4 separate regions of the Homo sapiens genome follow, and regions 1, 3 and 4 are each linked to region 2. The links are chromatin loops, found by intact Hi-C in ENCODE. Cell type or tissue: sigmoid colon. All regions are shown on one strand.

Evidence for each region. Peaks named below come from ENCODE experiments on the same cell type or tissue, not always from the same donor. Only the 100,000 strongest peaks of a DNase experiment are listed, where the experiment ranks them.
Region 1: it touches region 2 in a loop (3-fold over the local background); 8 of 110 quality-filtered maps call a loop at or near these places.
Region 3: a loop joins it to region 2, with 7 times the contacts of the local background. A loop is called at or near these places in 5 of 110 quality-filtered maps.
Region 4: it touches region 2 in a loop (2.4-fold over the local background); 47 of 110 quality-filtered maps call a loop at or near these places.

Annotation. Positions count from the first base shown.
Region 1 is chr1:164,820,800-164,825,799 of GRCh38, forward strand. PBX1 (PBX homeobox 1) reads left to right here. Exons shown (of 9, transcript NM_002585.4): 8 at 738-827. Among named protein-coding and RNA genes, the nearest start is that of PBX1-AS1, 49 kb to the left of the region's middle. In sigmoid colon, a CTCF peak has its summit at 3,092 (motif pointing left); a DNase peak (open chromatin) is centred at 3,322; H3K27ac peaks cover 227 bases.
Region 2 is chr1:165,061,720-165,066,719 of GRCh38, forward strand. No RefSeq gene overlaps it. Among named protein-coding and RNA genes, the nearest start is that of LMX1A-AS2, 140 kb to the right of the region's middle. In sigmoid colon, no CTCF peak of the experiment used is centred here; a DNase peak (open chromatin) is centred at 2,052.
Region 3 is chr1:164,948,979-164,953,978 of GRCh38, forward strand. No RefSeq gene overlaps it. Among named protein-coding and RNA genes, the nearest start is that of PBX1-AS1, 180 kb to the left of the region's middle. In sigmoid colon, no CTCF peak of the experiment used is centred here; DNase peaks (open chromatin) are centred at 1,015, 1,303 and 1,893.
Region 4 is chr1:163,407,710-163,412,709 of GRCh38, forward strand. No RefSeq gene overlaps it. Among named protein-coding and RNA genes, the nearest start is that of NUF2, 88 kb to the left of the region's middle. In sigmoid colon, a CTCF peak has its summit at 2,453 (motif pointing right); a DNase peak (open chromatin) is centred at 2,449.

The DNA of each region.
Region 1 (5,000 bases), 240 kb before region 2:
AAGAAGCCATCCTACTACCTCAGCATGAAACATGTTGTGAGAGGGTAAAGTAGTATGCTGTGGGTCAGAATTACTAGGGAAGTTCTGAGCCATGTCAGCCTAGTTTCCCACCCTCCATGTGGAACAAGAAGCATTACAAGCCCGGAACAGACCAACTGGTCAGCGATTCACCCCTTTCTTGAGAAACATTGCCTGGAAACCAGTTTGAAGTGATATGGTCAGGCTTTGGTCAAGTGACTAAACAACTGGCCATCACTTAAGTCCTCAAAAAATACAAGGTCTCAATCAAGTACTGCTCTCTCTGTGAGATGGCTGCCCAAACCTCCTCTAAACAGAACCTTTGTTTTTATAGGATACCCAGCAAAGGAACAGCTGTATAGGATGACCTGTAGGGAAGAAAAATGGGGAGAAAAGAAAATTCCTTCATGCTTTCCCCTCCAGCTCCCTCTATCATCCTAATCCTTACCATCTCATGCAGACTTGTTGAACTAGTTTCAATGTGGAGATCCCAGTTTTCTTTTACCATTTTACGTCTTGCTTACTGAACTCAGAATTCTTTATGGATTGGCATACGGAGGAAGCTAGCCTCCTCCTAATGGACTCTCCCAGGACAACTGTCTCCAAAATGATTGCATTAATATGGCATGCCCAAATGGTGGCCTGCCTGATGATGATCTGCCTCCCTTTTCCTACACCTCTCTGACTAATTTTCTCTCTGTTATTGTTCATCTGTTTAGGTGGATACCCTTCGCCATGTTATCAGCCAGACAGGAGGATACAGTGATGGACTCGCAGCCAGTCAGATGTACAGTCCGCAGGGCATCAGTGTAAGAAAACAAGCCCCCCCACCCCCTGCTTTGTTTTTATTCTTTCACTACCAATTATTTCAAAGCCATAGGGCCCAGAATGCCACTTAGTAGGGCTTATCTTAGCTTTACGGTCACCTAGTTTCTTGTTTCTGTATCGGTCATGCCATCGGCAGCATTCTACCCACAAAAAAAGTGGCGATTGGGCAGGCTTCATGCAGGCAGCTGGCGTCTAGGGCTGTCAGACGCAATCAGTGTTTGCATGGCACCTGCGGCCACATGCGTTCAGCTAGAGGAGCTGCTAAACAGGTGACACCTAGTACAACAGTGGTAGGAAATGTGACCACAAGCTGGGGCCTGGGAACCTGGGAGGTGAAACCAGTAGCCAAAATCCATTGCATCCACGTCTGTGGTCTGAAAAAAAAAATACTTTTTTTCAATCTGTCTATGGACGATTAAAAAGAAAATTAACACAGAAGCTGGGTATGTAGAAGGGATGGGGAGGGATGCAGACCATCTTCTACTTGTTCTTGGGTACGCTGGCGGCTCCTGACTAGCATGAAAATTCATAGCGACAAGCTATGTCGCACAGAGTGAAATCGATCAGACAGACACAAGGAGAACCGAGTGTAGATTTGGGACAGCAATCCAACTTGATTTCTCAGATCAATCGTCTGCTTTCTCAGCAGCGGTGACAGCAAGCTGGGACAAGAGGGCAGCCTGGAAAAGGAGGCTGTTTTTTAGATCAGGGATGATTCCTGGGCTTTTAGAGGTCACAGGAGGCTTGAGTAGAACTATTGGCTCTTAACTATTGAAGAAAGGTTTGGGTGGTGGGTAGTGATCATTTTTTATTGTTTGTTTCTGTTGCTATGATTAAAGTGAATGAGGGATCGAAGGAAGAAGAGTTAGGCATGATTTATTAATGTAATCTATACTAATGGAGATATAATGTCTGCAGTGAAGGAGGTGATGACCTCTTCAACTGCGTTGGTCAAGTCATACATGATTCTGTCTGGTTTGGGAGGATTAAGAGAATATCAGTTATTTCTCAGATCAGATGAGGAATGATTGAACACATTAGGAATTCTTACCTCATAAAAGAGAAAATTTGGGGGTTACATAGTAGTGTAAGGCATGCTAACACTATTAGATTCATCATGAATGATCTAAAGGGGTTAGGATAGGATAGGACTACTAAGTAGTGGATTCAGAGAAACAGGTTTCACTTCAACATCTGATGGACCTTTCTCACAGTAAGAGTCCTCCAAAGAAGGGGTTGGCTGCCCTTAAGTGTTCCCCATCATTGGAAAATTCAAACATGGCTTGGCTAGCTGCTTGGTAAGGATGTTGCAGAAGGAAGTCAGGCAGCAGATTTTGATTGTCTTGATGACTTTTAAGGCCACTTACATTAGGGAGTCTTTATTTTCTACCTTTTTCAGGCAGAATCTCCTCTTGAGTTTACACAATATTTATCAAGTCTTCTCTGGAATGGAAGGAGAGAAGTCAAAGTTAACCCTGTTAAACATATTCTAGACAATCATTTTACTTTCTTGGAAGGATTTTTAGGACAGAGAGATTCTTCCCATCTTGTGCTTGTTCTAACTACATTAACTATTAGTACTGCATTGATGGCTGACTTACTGGGAAGACTGCTTGGAAAAATACAAGAAGCCATTGTGGGAAAGTGTATTCTCCAAAAGAATTCCAAATGAATGAAGTTGTTTGGATTTTGTCTGAGTGCAGGTTTATACACACATGCATTTATGTATTTCCTGAATCTTTTTGGGATATAAGTTTTTCCAGAGAAAGCTTTGCTCTGTGCATAAGCAGAAGAGAAGAACATGAGGAAAGCACAAGAGTGTAGGGACAAGAACCTGGCCATACTCAAAAGGAACTGAAGGAAGTCCACATGACTGGGCAGGAAATGGGGCTGACACTGCTGTTATTTGGCGTCTTTCTTTCCTAATTGGGCAGCATAGAAGAGAGAGAGCAGCAGTCAGACTCTGGGGGGTGGGGGGGGGGGTCAACACTGACCCCTCTGACATCATCTGGTGGGCTGGGAATAATTTCTGAAATAGTGTAACCAAACATGTGCAGACAATTATGTCTGATGACATAAGCCCACCACAAAAACTGGGCCTGAAAATGCCACTTGAAAGAGTCTCTCACTTTGCATTAATTTTTTTTTCCATGAACTGTGGTTATTTTATTTCTGGGTCTTTAATATGCAGGGTAAATGAATCAAAGGCTGATCGTGATATGTTCTTTTGATATCAGTTTTAAATTGTGCCACCTGCAGGAGGCTAAGCTTGTTATAGTGAGATGTATTTTTAGATGGTGGTATTCGATGCTAAGACATGTGTGTATAGAGCAGGACAATGACTGCCAGCAGGAGAGAGAGAGGAGGGGAGACAAGAAGAGACAAGGACAGGAATGAAAGCTTTGAGCCAAGAAATGAAAATAAACAGTTCCTAACCCCAAAGCTGCAGTGGAATTCCCAGCTGGGCTCTGGATTGTGTTTGATTCGGTGGAGGACATTTTCTGGGCAGCGTTTATCTGCTCCCCTGGCTGGGCTTTCACAGCACCCATATCTTATCCAAGCAGCATCTATTTTAAGCCCTGTAAAGTTCAGACCATTTGCCTTTAACTGACCACACAGCAGTAGAATTGCAAGGTGCGGTGGTAGGAGTATTATAAAGGGAGTTGGGAGCTGCTAGTCCTAGTAACTCATGTGCCCGTGGGCAAATATTGAATCTCTCTTCTAGAAAATGGGGACAGTAATTCCCACCCTTTATACTTACTTCAAGGACTGGCTTAGGGCAAATGAGAAAATAAGTCGGAAAGGGATTGGCAAAGCATAAATTATTCCACATGAATGCAGTATGAAATTTTGTAAGTGATAACTTTCTGATTTGACCTTTTTTCTCCTCTGATGTGAGCAGTTTTCTCAGTAGGTAGTTCCTAGTGAGGATAGGTTAGGACACATTTGTCACTTTTTTTTCTCTTCTGATGGAAAGGTGTGCTTTTGAGATGGATATAGTGTTATGCAAGGCCTAAAGACCCCCTTCCTTAGCCATGGTGAGAGTTAAATTATACCTCCTTAAGTACTTTGTGTTCTCATGTGACAATGGGCAATACTTACTAAGCTTAGAGTGGCTCTAAGTAATGGAGGGAGATTACTCCACTTCTCTGTCAATCAGACATACTTAAAGATCACTTAGCTATCACATTCTTTCCTATCCATTCTCACTGCCACCATCCTAGTTCTAGAAATAGTTCATTAACTAGACTATTGCCATAACTTCCTAATCACTGTTGCTGTCTTTAATTCCTCCTCTCTCCCACACACCCTCTGAATTTTGTCATTCGTTGCTCAGAAATCTATTGCCTACCCAAGCAAGCTCAAACCCTGAGTACGACATTCAGGGTCTCTTACATCTGGGCCCAGCCTTCCTGTCCTTCTACCTCATCCTCCTGTCATCAAAATAAACTCTGGATGCCATTCAGTATGGCCAGCTCATCTTTACCTCATTACCCATTTTTCCCCTTACATTTACTCATGTATGCCATCTACACAAATGTCCTTTCATTCCCACATCACCTCTCCATCCCACCCCACTATCCAAATCACACTGAGTCTCAAGCCCAGCTCCTCCTTCGTGTCTTTCTTCTTCTTAGTCCTTCTCCCCCTCTTCTCTCTACTTTATCACAGACACACATTTTCTTTGCACTGTACATACATGCGCAGAAATTACCTCTGTGTCTTTCACTTCTGCCCATGTGTATGGTCCTAAAAATGCATGTTCTAGTTGCTCAAAACATGTTCGTTGAATGAATAAATCAGGGAGGGGAAGAAAAGATGCTACTAAATTAAAAATTCATTTTAATGACCAATAGCCACATCTAGTGTACCAGCTATAAAGTATCTGATGAGAATTACTACTTTAAATGCTTATCCACAATTATACTGTCTTTAAGATCCAAAAATATCCTTAAGTCTTTCTTTTTGGAAAAAGTTTTTCAAACTTTCCGGCTGATGTATATTCTCTGAGAATAAGATTCAAATCAGCAGTAAGTGTGTGAATTTATATGGTGATGATATTGCAGACATAATTATCCTCAGCAGTAGGATCATTCTTATTATGAATTTTGTAAAATTTCTTTCACTCCTCCTATCCTTAAAGAGTCCCTGTG
Region 2 (5,000 bases):
GTCTGTGTGATTGAAACTTAGGGTACAGTGTAGTCCCTATTAGTGACCACATCATATGAGAACATTCAGACTCTTGTTAGGTTCAACCAGAGGAAAGGGCAGTCATGTGACTGTAAAAGGCTAGAAAGCATTCTTTAAAAGTTAACAAAATGGCAGTCTATCGGAAGCAGTGTGCAATCACAGGATAGCAATCTATAAATACAGGAGAGCCACAAGAATTAGATGCATGGGCTGGGTGCAGTGGCTCACGCCTGTAATCCCAGCACTTTGGGAGGCCAAGGTGGGCAGGTCACCTGAGGTCAGGAGTTCGAGACCAGACTGGCCAATATGGTGAACCCCCTCTCTACCAAAAATACAAAACTTAGCTGGACGTGGTGGCAGGTGCCTGTAAACCCAGCTACTCAGGAGGCTGAGGCAAGAGAATTGCTTGAACCTGGGAGGCAGAGGTTGCAGTGAGCCTACATTGTGCCATTGCACTCCAGCCTGGGCAACAGAGAAAGACCCCATCTCAAAAACAAAAAACAAACAAACAAAAAAAGACAAAAGAATTAGGTGCACAGAGCCAGGGAGCTGGGGCCACAGAGAGGGTCTGGAACACTGCCCAGAAAAAGCCATCTGGGGAAGGGGTAGAGGCTCCTCAGCACAAGACCAAGAAATACAACCAAATCTGAGGAAAAGGGAGATCACGGGGAAAGGGGGGCTGGCAAAGGTATAAACCCATAGAGTAAAGTGTAAAGAAAAAAGAAGAGAAGCAGTGTTAGAGACCTGCTGGTCCACTGGCTTGCAGATTGGAGCCCTTAGTAGAAGAGTAAGCTTGATTGTTTTCAAGTGTAAATTACTCAAGCTGAGCTGCTGCTGCCTATCAGAGAACAGAGGACTGGCCACGACCCTGGGGAAGAACCACAGGACTTATGTCTCCCCACAGCCTTGGCTTGCCTTCTTCTCAGATTTGTATTCCTGGGTACAGGTTTACACTTCCACCCCCTCCCCAAAAGAAGACCGCCTCAGGCAGTCGTGTGCCTGCTGCTGGTCAAGATCCACCTCAAAGGCTCTTTAAGCAACCCAGTCCTCCAGGTCTTCCCAAGTCATCTATGTCTCTATGAAGTGTGAATTGATCCAGTAACTCGTAGGAGGCATGTAACTGTGGTTGGAAGACCAAACACCCTACCCTCAACGCATATCTCACCCCCACCCCTAGAAAGAGGTTCAGGAGGAGAAAGGCCTCAGTGCACACATCTAATTAAGCACTCACAGGCAGGTGTTAATTTCAAGATTTCAATATGATGTATCGTTTCAGGAAGCTGCCACTGAAGGTGATAGCCCTACCACTTAAGTTGATAGCTCTGTAAAGAGTCCATTTAGATTCTTTTTCTAGTTAGGCCTGTGGTAAAGGTAAGGGCAAGAGGGGTCTTAGACTAGAGGTAAAAAAAAGAACAAAAACACTGCATAATTATATGAAGTCCTGACTCCATTGTGGAGAGCTGGCCTTGCCAGTTGTAGTGGCTGGCAGTAGGAAAATGGCTCAAAGAAGTACAGAAACTTTTTTCAAAGGGTAGTCCTTAGGATTGCATCAGAATCGCTTGGAGTGTTTATTATAATTCACATTATAAGGCCCTGCCCAGCTTTCCAAAACCAAAATTCCTTGGATGAGGGCCCAAGAATTTAAATTTTAACAAGCTCCAGTAATGCTCCTAATACATGTTTCATTTAAAAACAACTGGTGTAAATTGTAGTATTTGAGTGATTAATGTTGGTCTTTGGGAAGTGTGTTTGTGTGTGTGTGTGTAAACTTGTTTGATCCAATAGTTCATCTGCGTTTGAAAGAATGAGAGGCAGATGGGTAACTCACAACTCAAAATGAATGGGATTTAGCTTGCCTATATCTGCCCTGAGCAATTCCGGAGGACAGGGAATGTCAAAATCTTTCCCTGCCAGTGGAGGGCATGTATGTGCAAACACAAACAGATGTGTACCTCTCTCTTTCTCTCTCTCACATGTGTGTGCACGCACACACGCAGTGTGCCTGGGTGGACTGTCCTGGCTGATGTCTTGAGCATGATTCCGTAATGGAAACTCAGACTTGCAAATAGGTCCAGCTGCCAGAAAGGATGTGAATCCCAGGCTGCTGTAAGATTGCCTGAATGTTGTCAGGGCCATTGGCATAGTGGACATTAGAGAAAGAGGTATCCTTATAGAGGAAAGCAGACTAAGCCAAGAAATAAGATTAAGAAATGCAGATGTCAGTGAATGCTCTCCCTGTGAATATTTTAACATCTGGGGTGCTTTTGTCACAGGCTAAGGGAAAAATCAAGATTTTTCTGTTTCTGTAAGAGACTCAACTCTTCAGTCGAGGATGGTGTACCTCAGGGCTTGGGGAGAGGTACTATGGAGAATGAAGGTGAGGAAGTTAGGGATGTGTGGCCACCCCAAATCCACTCCTCACTAACAAGCATCCTGGCAGAAAACACACATGTTATTATTGAGAGAGCTGTGTCCAAGAGTTCTGCAAAGCTGACAGTACCAAAGTGAAGGGCAGCCTGTAGCAGGGCTGATAGAGACGGGAGGAGACACAGCCAGACCAGTGTCAGGCAAGACAAAGACACCTCCTTCTCAACCATCACACACACAGTGAGCTGTGGTTCTCGAATTTTTACAACCATACCCACTGTATGAAATACATCTTGTATTGCACACCAATACATATATTAAAGTAAAAGTCTAATAAAATAACAGTAATCCTCACTCAGTGCAAACACACAAGATCAATATCTGATGTTTTGGAGATGACTTTTTACTAGGAAAAAAGTCTGGTTGCCAGGAAAGATGGGAATCCCAAGGCCAGAACTCCGCCTGATACCTGTTGTTCTTTACTGGTTGAATTCACTTCATTAAGATAAACGCTACTCGACTCACCTAATTAATTTCCTGAGTATACACAAACTCTATACTGGAGAAAAGAGACCTTCAAATGAAGAAGGAAAACTAGTTCATGGGTTCCATTTTACTCATATTATGTCCCTTGGGTAAACTGACTCATTTGATTAAATAATGAAAAGTTATTGACTGAAATCTGGACCAGGGGAGCTTATTCTTCCAGATGCGACACTGAGGCCCTTCCTTCCAAAATCTTCTCTAGTTTCCTCCAGCTGAATTGAATACATTCTTCTTCCTTGGACCTGGGGTTCTACCTTCTTAGTAACACTAATGTATGAATAGTTTTCAATTCGTAAAGTCTTTGTCTTTCTCACTAAATCATAAGCTCCTAGAACAGGTTTAGTGCCTTATTAATTTCTTCCTACCCAGAGTCTGGATGCTTAAGGTTGTTTGTTGACTGTTGAGTCTATTTGTGGGAAGGTTCGCTGGATTGAATTTGGTTGACTAGAACCAAAGTCTTATATGTCAAAGATGTGGGCTCATTACTGAAGGCACTCATGCTGGCTAGGAGGCAGAACAGTGATGCAGCCAGTGTCATGTGCCTAGACTGGAATCCCGTCCCTCCTTCTACTCACATTCATGTAACTTGGGCGGGTAACTTACTTGTGGAGTTTCAGAAGATACTGAGAGCAATTATCTCATAAGTTTATTGTGAGAATTAAATGCAATAATCCACAGGAAGTGTCTGGCACATAGTAAGTATTCAATAAATCTTAGGGATTATTGTTTTCACTTTCCTCTGTGGCCTCTTGTGAGAGTTAACAGCCACGATGAAAGTCAGCATGCAACAGGATATCACCACCCCAGGGTGCAAGAAAACTAGGCATGGACTTCACTTTATCAATTTGAAAGTAATTGATCTTTAGTATAGGACAATAACCTGCTGATCAACCACACTTATGGCAGCATTTTGGTGATTTCTGTCTTCAGGTTATTTGGAGATGGACTAAAACCGCACTGTCCAATACAGTCACCATTAGTCATACATAGCTATTGAGCACTTGAAATGTGGCTAGTCCAGGCAGTCACAGCGACTCACGCCTGTAATCCCAGCACTTTGGGAGGCCGAGGTGGGATGATCACGAGGTCAGGAGATCGAGACCTTCCTGGCTAACACGGCGAAACCCCATCTCTACTAAAAATACAAAAAATTAGCCAGGTGTGGTGGCAGGCGCCTGTAGTCCCAGCTATTAGGGAGGCTGAGGCAGGAGAATGGCATGAACCTGGGAGGCGGAGCTTGCAGTGAGCCAAGGTCGCGCCACTGCACTCCAGCCTGCGTGGCAGAGCGAGACTCCTTGTCAAAAAAAAAAAAAGGAAATGTGGTTAGTCCAAATTGAAACGTATTCAATGTGAGATACCCCAGAGTTTGGAGATGTAATTTTTAAAAAGAATGTAAAATTTCTTACTAATAATTTTATATTGATTACATATTGAAATAATTTACCTATAAAGGGTTAAATAAAATATTATTAAAGTCAATTTCATTAGTTACTTTTAACTTTTTAATGTAGCCATTTTACTGCATTATGTATGTGGCTTGCATTATATTCTGTAGGTCAGCAAGGGTGTCAGAGTTGGGCACATACTGTACCCTTCCATCATGTTTCAGGTGCATGGTTCTTAAAAAGCAATCATCCTCCAAAACCCCTCTATACAGTTCTCCTCCCACAGATCCAACTGCATTCCCTCTAGTATATGTTTTTCCAATCAGTGATTGGCAACTTATTCCTAGCATATTCTTATTTAAAGGTGTCTTGCTTTCCACGTGTTAGGAATAGTGCATGATCAGATTCTATTTATCATACTGATGATCCGGCTAATTGTATAGAATACAGTCAATAAATGGTTGAAAATATTGTTTTTGTACTTCATTCAACAGGTAAGTAAATAATAAGTAATAAGCATCAAATAAGAGCAAGCACCATGTTTGATGCTATGCTATGGGTAATGCAGTGATGAATATAAGGCAGTGTTGCTTTCAAATAGCTTAGCATACATAATATAACCTAAGTTTTGCTCTTTGCTATGCCATCCCCACATATCTCTTGAATCCCTTTCTAGCAGTT
Region 3 (5,000 bases), 110 kb before region 2:
TTGCATACTAATTTTGCCACAGAAAGCTCTTCACCAGTTAGCATATCCAGGAGTTCTAGATGGGCCAACTGGTGGGATCTGTGGGTAGGTGGGCCTGGTGTTGGGGTCTATGGGCAGGTATGTCTTCTGCCAATGTCCATGGGTAGGCAGGCATGGTGTCAAGATCTATGAGGGTAGACCTGGTGCTGAGATCCAGTGGGGTGGTCCTGGTGCTGAAGTCTGCAGCAAAGTCAGACATTCCCTTTATTACTTCTTTCCCCACAGGAGAACTGGTGGGCTGAGGGGACCTCTTTTGGTGCTGTGCTGTGCAGTGCAGGCTTTGGGGAGGGGCAAAGAGGATAAAGTAACACTGTTCTTCTAACTTTCTCCAGGGCATCTTTTGTGGTTTCTGGGTTCTACTTCAGCGTTATAACCTTTCACCTGGGTTACAGAACTCTCATTATCATATTTTTGGTCCATGGATAATTGTTAAATCAGTGTTTCTATGGGGAGATGAGGTCTGGAATCTCCTGTTCCACCATCTTGATGTCATCACTCCCACCACTATTTTTAATACTCTAGTCTGGACACTACTTAAGTGCCTGTTAACAACAGAATGGGTAAATACATTGTTATTTATTCATACGACATGCTAATGCCAAACAATTTATAATTATATATAAAAATATAGATGAATATTACAAATATAAGATTGAGAACAAAAAGGCCAGAAACAAAAAAGAATACAAACAGTATGATCCCTGTTATATAAAGTATAAGGGAAACATTACTCTCTAGTATTAGACATCAGGAGAGTGGTTGCACTTGGGGCAAGGTAATAAATAGAAAGGAACAGAGGAGATTTTTCTGAGGTGCTAGTAATGTTCTGTTTGTTGATCTAGGTGCTGGTAACATGATGTATTCAGTTTATAAAAACTTATCTAGCTCTGTTTTATGTACACTGTTCATTCAGTGGCTCTCCCTGTCTACCCTTCCCTGACATAAACATTCCATCCTGAGGCCAGTGTACCAATGGCATTACTACAAGTCTTACTCTTATCCTGCTTCTGCTCAGCCTAGACAGCAGACATTTGTCCTGTGTCGATTCTTTCAAATCCTGCTCTTGGATATAACTAATCTAACAAATTACTATGAGTTGAAGAGTTAAGAACTGATAATGACTAACTATGAAATGTGTCTTTTTTCCCCCCAGATGACAATGTTACTTTAATTTTGAACTTTTCTGTCTTAAACTTTAGAAAAGAAAAATGGGAACATGGCTTGTTGTTGGCTGGCCACTAGGGGATATGTTTTTGGGAAGGTAGCTGTGGCTGGCGTTCTTCAAATCATAAGACCCAGGCAACTAATCATTCATAAGCCTGTCTTGACCATTTTGTGAATTCTCTAGGGCTCTCTTCACAGTTTAAAAAAGGTTATTAGATCTTTTTTGTCTTAATGATGATTACAACTTCTAAATCATATTCTTGTTTATTTCTTCAAAGCCTCTTGTTGAAATTACACTGACTTAATAAACTGGAGATTCTATTTGGTTTAAGCATGAAACATTTGCAGCTCAGAAACTGAGAGAAGAACTGGTTTTCATCAAGTTCTCCACCCTAGTCCAAATGGCAGAGGGACATGTTTTGACCAGTTCCCATTTGACGTTTCTGAGTAATCAACAAATCAGACAAACCAGAAGGGTTTATTAGCACTTTGTTCTTTGAGGCAGAGTGGTGAATAAATGCCTTTTTCTCTTTGGAAAGAAATCTTACTAGTAACCATAGCAATAATAATTCCATCTCCAAGTGAAAATTATTATTGTTATCTTCGTTGGCAGCCCCAGTTTCTTTCCTGTCAGAAGTAGACAGAAGGCAGACACTGTCTTGAAGTCTATAAAAGGCTCACCTAAGCAGGATGGGGAGCAGCTGTTTTCTCTCTCAGCTGAGAACAGAACAAGAGAATAATGGCTTAACCGTAGAATGAGGGGCTTAAGCTAGATATGAGGAAGTGGTTCCTGGCGGCGTGCTGGATAGGTTGTCATGGGAGTTTACAGAATCCTTTTCTTTAGAAGCCTTTAAAAATAGCTTAGATAATCTGTTCATGGAATGGCAGATGTATATTCTGCTTTGCCTGTGTCCACTGCACATTTAATACACTCTTGTATGTACAGCCATGTCTTTACTAGACTCTGAAAGCAAAGGCTACTGAGCAGGGCTCTTGTCCACCAGTACCAGACATATATCATGGGCTCTGGAAATGTGAAGGAATGAGTAAAGCTGAGAGTTTGGATACAATGATTTAGCAATGATCAATTATAGCCTACTAGTTTGTGGCTAGTTAAATATTGGCCCTATGGTTATTGTCCTACAATCATTTAATAAAACAAAATTTAACCAGATGACACTATTTGGCTGAAACTCTCTTTGAAGAGTTCATTGAATCCAACTCCCTTCTTCTAGGTTGTTGACTTTGTCCGTTTGATGATTCTACACTAGCTCTTGAGTAAAAATTAAATGTTCTCTGAAGTGGTGGTTGTATCCTTCAAAAATTTATTCAAATACATGGGGAAAATACATTTACAGGAAGAACTTTAACCAGAGTTAAATCTGAGCATTCCTTCTTCCAGTGCAACTAATTCTGCCTCATCAGAGGCATGTGCTAGAAAGAGCTTTCATTTAAAAAGTAATGGTCAGAATCCTGCTCAGTTCTTCAGCAGCCGTATTTTACCTCAGAGTTGACATTTATATGCCAGCAACTCATTTGTTACAAATTCTAATTGCAGAGCAACAACCCAAAAAAAGGCAGTGCAAAGGCAAAAAGAAAAAACTCTTAGAAACCCTTTGAGAGCCCATCTAATTAAAAATGCAAATTAAGAAAGAAACCTAAAGTCGTAGTCCTGTTCGGTCTTTTCAAAGGCACCAATTACCAGTGACTCATTGGGAAAGAGACTGACTTTAATTTTAAAACAAATTTCTCAACAATATCCCATTGGCAGAAAATTAAAATGACTACCAGCTTAGTAGAACAATTAGCACTACAACCTTTGTTACCCAAACTTTACTCATTCTTGTTTTTCTGTTTCTTTAGAAACCGCTAATGTAGACCATTTTCCACTGAATTTTTCTGAAGTCCTAAGAACATTTTGTTTCTCAGTGATAAGCAATCTCATCTTTAAACTAATCCACTCCTTCCCATGAAACCATATTGAGGTACATTCCAGAAAAGAACAAACTTCTTGAAAGAATCTAAAAGAATACTTTAGGAGGCAAGATAGGGGAGGATGTTACTGCAGAATGAAGGCCCTCAGACAGGAGATATGGACTACTGAAGGATTCTTGCTAGGCCTGGGTCTGGCCATCTGTTACTGTGAATACATATCATATGTCAGGGCCTTCATTGTTGTTTTGCCTTAGGTATTAATTTATAACTTATGCATTACACTTTTTATTATCATGAGAAGTAACATGAGTTGTGGAATCGAATTTTTTTTAAAGTCTTAGAACTAGAAGAGAAGTAATATATAACAGATTATCTAGGCCAATCTATTTAGTGTTGGGCCCGCTTAATATGAATTAGATGTATGTATCAGTCAGGGTCCAACCAGAAGATAGAAACCACACAATAAAGTGAACAAGGAAATGTAATATAAAGAATTAACTATAATAGTAGATTGAAGTAACAGGGGATTGGCGAGTAAGAGGTAAAGAGAGTCTAAAGAATATAGGGTAGCAGATAAAAGGAGCAGTCACTACCCCCAGAACTCATATAAAGTGTTCCAGAAAGACTCCCTTCTCTCTTCCTTCCAACCTGAGATCCAGATAGGGCATAGCTGTGGCTCACTAGATAATAAAGAATTAACTAAGGTGTCAAACAGGTGGACTTTGCTAGGAATTCATCCTGTGGAGTGCTAGGGGAAGCTGTCACTAGTCAGGCACTGCACCTGAGAACTTGCTGAACAATCCCATAAAGGATCAGCCAGGGAATGTTATGATGAGGAGGTTCCTTGCCAATGCACTCCATTGCAGACACCTAAGGGGGTGAAGCAGGGAAGCTGCTGGCCACTAGACCTGCTGCAGAAGCCAGGCATTGGGGAAACTGGCACTGCAGGAGCCAGGCGCTGGAGAAGCTGCCTGGGCTGCAGGCTCTGGGGACTAAGGAAGCTGTGCACCCTGTGGAAGATAGGTGCTGGGGAAGCTGTGCATGCAGCAGGAACTTTGCCCTGGGGAAGACACTTACACTGCAGGAGTAGAGCACTGTGGAAGTTGCAAATGTTGCAGGACATTGGCAAGAAAGCACAAAGGAACCAGGAAGGAAAACTCCATTGTCTATCAGTGTCCTTCTAGCATCCTCTACTGACAAAGTTTGACATTGTGCCTGCTGGCAAAAGAAATATTTAAAGGACCCATCTCCATTTTTTACAGAGCAGGCAATAAAATTTGGATTTAAAACCGAAAAGCAATACATTGATATTGGCACAGTGCCTATATTATATGGACACACATTTTGCATACATTACTAAATTTATTCCCTATAATATATCTAAAAAGTAAATATCATCATGTACAAGATAGAGAGGTTCCAGTGTTAAAAAAAAGAGTCACTGAGCTAGTAAGCAGCAGAATGAAGATTCAAATTCAGTTTTGGGCAACACCGAGCCTATCCATTGTCTTTCTGTACTACGTTTTCTCCAGTGATGCCTAGATGTCTTGGAAAAGTGGTGGCCTAGCGGGACAAACTTAGGGAGGGCCTGAGTATGAGGAGTATGAAATGGGGATGGGAGGGATTCTAAAAGGCTGGGCTGTGGTGGGAATGGGATTGTATTGCTGTGAGTTGTGGAGCCTGGGAAAATCTGAAAGGCAGAGTCTGGAGCAAAACTGAGATTAGAACTAAAACACAAGTCCACACGGGCTAGGCAAAAATACTGAGATTAGGTTTAAGGCAGTAGGATGAAACTGGGGTCAGGGACACACCAAAGCAAAGAAAGTAAGTCCCAAGCACAGGCCACCAATTCCTTGAGATGA
Region 4 (5,000 bases), 1.7 Mb before region 2:
TCATGGACATCCACTCATCCTCCTGTTATGACTCCAATGTGATCTTCTCTTGCTCAGCCCTGACTGACTTCCCTGGACAGAGCTGGCCTCCCGCTCCTCTGAATCCCCCTGCACTGTCTCACTGTTTCACATCACTTTGCACATCCCCACCAAGGTGTTCTGCTGGCTTCTCTCCCAGTGGACTCTCAACTCTGCAGGAAGTAGGGACCACCTTGGAAAATGCCCAGCACCTAGGTCAGTGCTTGCCACAAGTAGGTGCTCAATGAATGTGGGTTGAGTTATTTGAAAAATGTTTTTTAGGTTTGGTGCAGTGGCTCACGCCTGTAATCCTAGCACTTTGGAAGACCAAGGCAAGAGGCTAGCTTGAGCTGGGGAGGTCTAGCTCAAGGGCAGGGCAAGGCTAGCCAGGGCAACAGAGTGAGACCTAACCTCTGATTTTGGAAAGCAATGACATTCTTGACATTCCTGAGTTCCTGACCTCACCTCTACAAAAAATAATAAAAAAAAACATTAAAAATAAAAGTTTTTAAAATGTAAAACTGTATACATGCTCAGCAGAAAAACTGAAACAATACAGAATGTATAACATAGAAAGTGAAAAGTTCCCTGGCATCCTTGTGCATTTATATGTCTAGGTGCACACACACTCTTACACACACACACGCACACACACGTGTGCACACACATGCACATGTGTACACACACGCACAAGTGCACACACGTGCATGCACACACACGCCCAGGTGCGCACACACCCACACGCACACACACAGCACGCACACGTGCGCGCACACGCGCACACACACGCACGCGCAGACCTGCACATGCACCCAGACGTGCACGCACATGCACACACCCACACACACGCACGCACACACGCACACACACGCTTTTTAAAAAACAGAAATGGCTCGGAAAGCGCATGTTGTTTTTAACTCTTGAAGTCATCAAGATGTTAGAAAAATCTTTCCATGTCAATACTTGCACGTGTGCATACTTCTTACCAAGCATATAGTATTCATTTTCATATTAATGAGGCTAAAACTGTAGCCACAATGTGTTCTAGAATCGCAAAGGGTCCAGAGGTCACCAGGGAATAGCCAGAGAAAACTCGAGAAGATGGGATTTGAGTTTGTCCCAGAAGGATGGTGAGAATATGGATTTTTGGAGAGGGGCAAGGTGTGAGTGGGGGCAAGTAGCTTCCCAAATGGAGGCAGTAAAGGGAAAGTCATGAGTAGTGCATTTGGGGTGGCAAGTAGATGGCAGCCCATGTTAGAAGGTTAGCAGTGAGCAGCAGTGAGATATCAGGTGTGAAGATAAATTGGGCATGAATTGAAGGGGATAAATTGGATGCTTGAGGGTTTGGATTTATCATGCAGATGATGGTGGTGGAATAAGGGATGGCCTGATGAAATAGTGAGTCAGGAATTTTGTTCCGTAGTTCTTGATGTGCAGTGTGGACTGGGAAAGAAGAAAATAGAGACAGAAAGCTCAGGCTGAAGCCTCTGGTGTTACTCAGCGGTGACAGGGAAGAGAGAAAGGGGAGGTCATGAATTTTTGTTGAACTCCAGCTCTGTGCCCTTACAGTGTAGACAACTCACCTTATTATGCCAGTCCCTCCTCCCACCGACACGGTGAGAAGGCTGTTACCAGTAACATCTTACAGATGAGGATGCAGAAGAGGCTCAGATCCCTGTGTATATGGCCTGAAGTCAATGGTTTTGAACTTGGAGTCCACATCTGTTTAGCTTCAAAGCTTGCGGTCTTTTCACTCTGCTATGCTGTCCTGTGGGCTGGTGAGGAACTGTGGAAAGCAGTGGAAGAGAAGAAGGGAGAGATGAGGATGATGGTATCAAAGTCGAGGGCATGTGGGGACTCACAAAAGGAGGATTTAGAGTGGCCCAAGGGTTCATGAGGGACCCATAGTGGAGACTCTTTGACTAAAACATTCTGCCTTTGAAATTCTCCTTACCAGGACTCTATATTTTGGTGTCATGCTTTTGAAAGCAGTGACTTCTGGAGGGAGTTTTATTGATCTAATCACTCAAGATACAGGCTCTCGAAAAATCTATTTTATACCCCCTGCCCTCTCCCACCCACCCAAATTATACTACATTTTCCTCTTTATGACACTCTCTATGAAAATTCCTCGCTTCTAGTGCCACAGACCGAAATACGACATTTGCTCTAACAGCATTTTACTTGAAATTGTGTTTGGCAAAATGTCTCTTTGCGGTGCCTGGAGTTATCCCGGTCTTTTGAGGAAGGCACGAGAATGACAGGCTCATGGACATGCATTCGGAAGTAGGAAATGGTTAGGGTCCTCCTCCCTGCTCCCTTAACCTGGAACAAAATCTCCAATAACATTTAAAGCCGAAGGATCATCTCCAGCACTTCATTTCACTGAACTTCTTTTGTTCAACTTTGCCTGCATCTAGCGTTCACACCTCTAGAGGGCACTGTTTGCCTTGAAATGAAAGTTCTTTAAGTTTCAATCACCTTTTCCCTCTGGGGTCTATTGTTTTTGCTCTACAGTACTTCGTTTTCTTCCAGAAGGGTTTTCTTTCCTTTTGTGCCCGTGTATTTGTGGGAGCGTGCGTTTCTCCTTTAAAAGTGAATTTAGTGCGTATGAACATGGCAGATAATTACTCTGACCAAAGCCTCTCATGTCTGGGCAGGTCTTTTGAAAGCTTTCTTCTCCCATACATTCTTCCGGTGCCCCTCAGTCTGACCCAGGGTGCACCTCCCCCAACCCCAATTATTTCAGTCTGGGGGTCACCGTCACAGCTCTGCCAATGCATCTCAATCCTGCCTCACAGCTGCCTGGGCTGCTTCAGCCAGGGCTCCCTACTCAGGGCAACTGAGCCTTGATTTATGACATCCCTTTCCACAGGTCATGGTCTCTCCTCAGGCAAGACTGCTGATCATGCCACATTTTCAGATTGGCTCTGCACTGCAAACTAATGTCTGGAAGGACAATAATTTGGCCCTGAAACCCATTTCAACTGTGACCTCCCTCATTCAGTCTGCTCTCTGAACATGAAGGACACCAGGGTGCCCCTTTATGCAGAGAAGGTGGGTGGGTAAGTATTGCTTCCTACTGCCTCTGTGAAATGTAGACACACACACGCACACACTCCTCAGGCCTCATGTCTGTGCAGTGTAGAAGCACTTCAGGAGCTCTGAGCCTAGTTGAGGGTCAGGGCCCACCTGAGCATCCCTATTCTTTCTCCACTCTGTTCCAAGGGCCTAGCAGTTCTCACTTTTCATGCTGCACACACAAGGGATGAAAGCATGTGTCCTCAGGGGTGGAAATTAACATCAGTGCGTGCTGGGGAGGGTGTAGTTCAGGACCAGAGAGGTGGATGGATGTGGAGGTACCAGGTGGAATTACCAGGCATTCCTCAGTGAGATAGAGGGGACCCATGGAATGGCTTTAGGAGGAGATGGAAATAACCATTAACTTGACTGTGATCTCATGTGGAGAGGGCTTCAGCAGCCATCAGTGAGGGCATCCTCTGAGCAACAGCATGTGAAGCTGCAGAATTTATTTTTGTGGACTTCTTTCACCTTCCTCTTGTTTTTCCTTCCCTCCACAATGTTCTCCTCTCTTCTGGGTACTCTGTCCCACTCTGCCAAGAGGAAGTCCTGTAATCATAGGATGCCAATGCTAGAAGGGATCACTTTGTCTAGACAAAGATCATTTTGTCTTAATATCTCCATTTTAGAGTTGAAGAATAGGAACTCATCCGCACTGAGGATGTAATGATGATAATTATAGTAATAATGTAGCTATGCTTTTTAATGCTCTGGACACAGTTTTAAATGTATGAATGCATTTAATCCTTAGGATAATCCTGATAATATTATGACATCGTTTCATAAATTTGAAAACTCATGTACAGAGCAGTTACTTTTTCTAAGTTAACAGAGTTAGTGAGTGGCAGAGCAGAGTCCAATCTAAGCTGTCAGGCTCTACATGTCATATTTAAGTATATATGCTCAAAAAGTGCATGATTCATTGATTGTGTACTATGTGTCAGGTACTTTACATGTATTATCTAAAATTTTTGTTAAAACTGTGCTGTAAATCTAATATTCCCATTATATAGATAAATAATTTAATTCTTAGAAATATTAAATAACTTGCCGCTAGCCATATAGCCCATAGGTGGCCAAGCTGGGATTTGAACTGGGTGTGTTAGGCTCCAAAGTCTGGGTTTGTTTCCTTTATTACATGGTTCACTCAAGTGACTTAATGCTATTCCAGGAATATTTGCATGTTAAGAACAAGACAGGAGGAAAAGACTACACTTAACCAGGAACATTATTCTGGGCTAGAGATTGCAGAAATAAAGGAGTTAGGGAACATTAAACCATGTTGGTACTTTGTAAAACATACAAACATCCTTAGACACGTGTCTGCTCAGCACTGCTTTGCAGAGGAAACACAGAGTGTTGGGGAGCACACTGGACATACAGGCAGAAAAGCTGGGTTTGGCAAAGCGCTCCACCAGCTGTGGGCAATTTTGTACCACTATACTTAACTCCTATGGGACTCAACTTCCTCATCTGTAAAATGGAAATGATAAGGCCAGCTCTAACATTTTCATAATAATATTGTAAATTATAAAGCCAATACATACTATTTATTTCTATTTCTTGTGAACTGGGAATTGAGACCTACAGCCCACAAGAGGTCAGCAGTCTCCCCTCTACTCAATGTGAGGAGGAGGAGGATTGAAGGTCAGGACAATGCGGAGAGTCTTTTTTTTTTGGCCATAATGGGCAGCCAGTTGACTCAGGCCTTATGAGTGGGCTGGCTAGGGCAGACATTATCTGCTGTCATCCAAGCACTCCTCTCCAGCTTTAGAACAGAACAGCACAGGAGTCATTGCTTTGCCCCAACTCTGGACAAGGAGGAAGGAGGAGAAGATGGCCCATTAGGTGATAAAGGGAGACTATGGGAGGCATGCACCCCTCTACCTTCCAGAAATGAA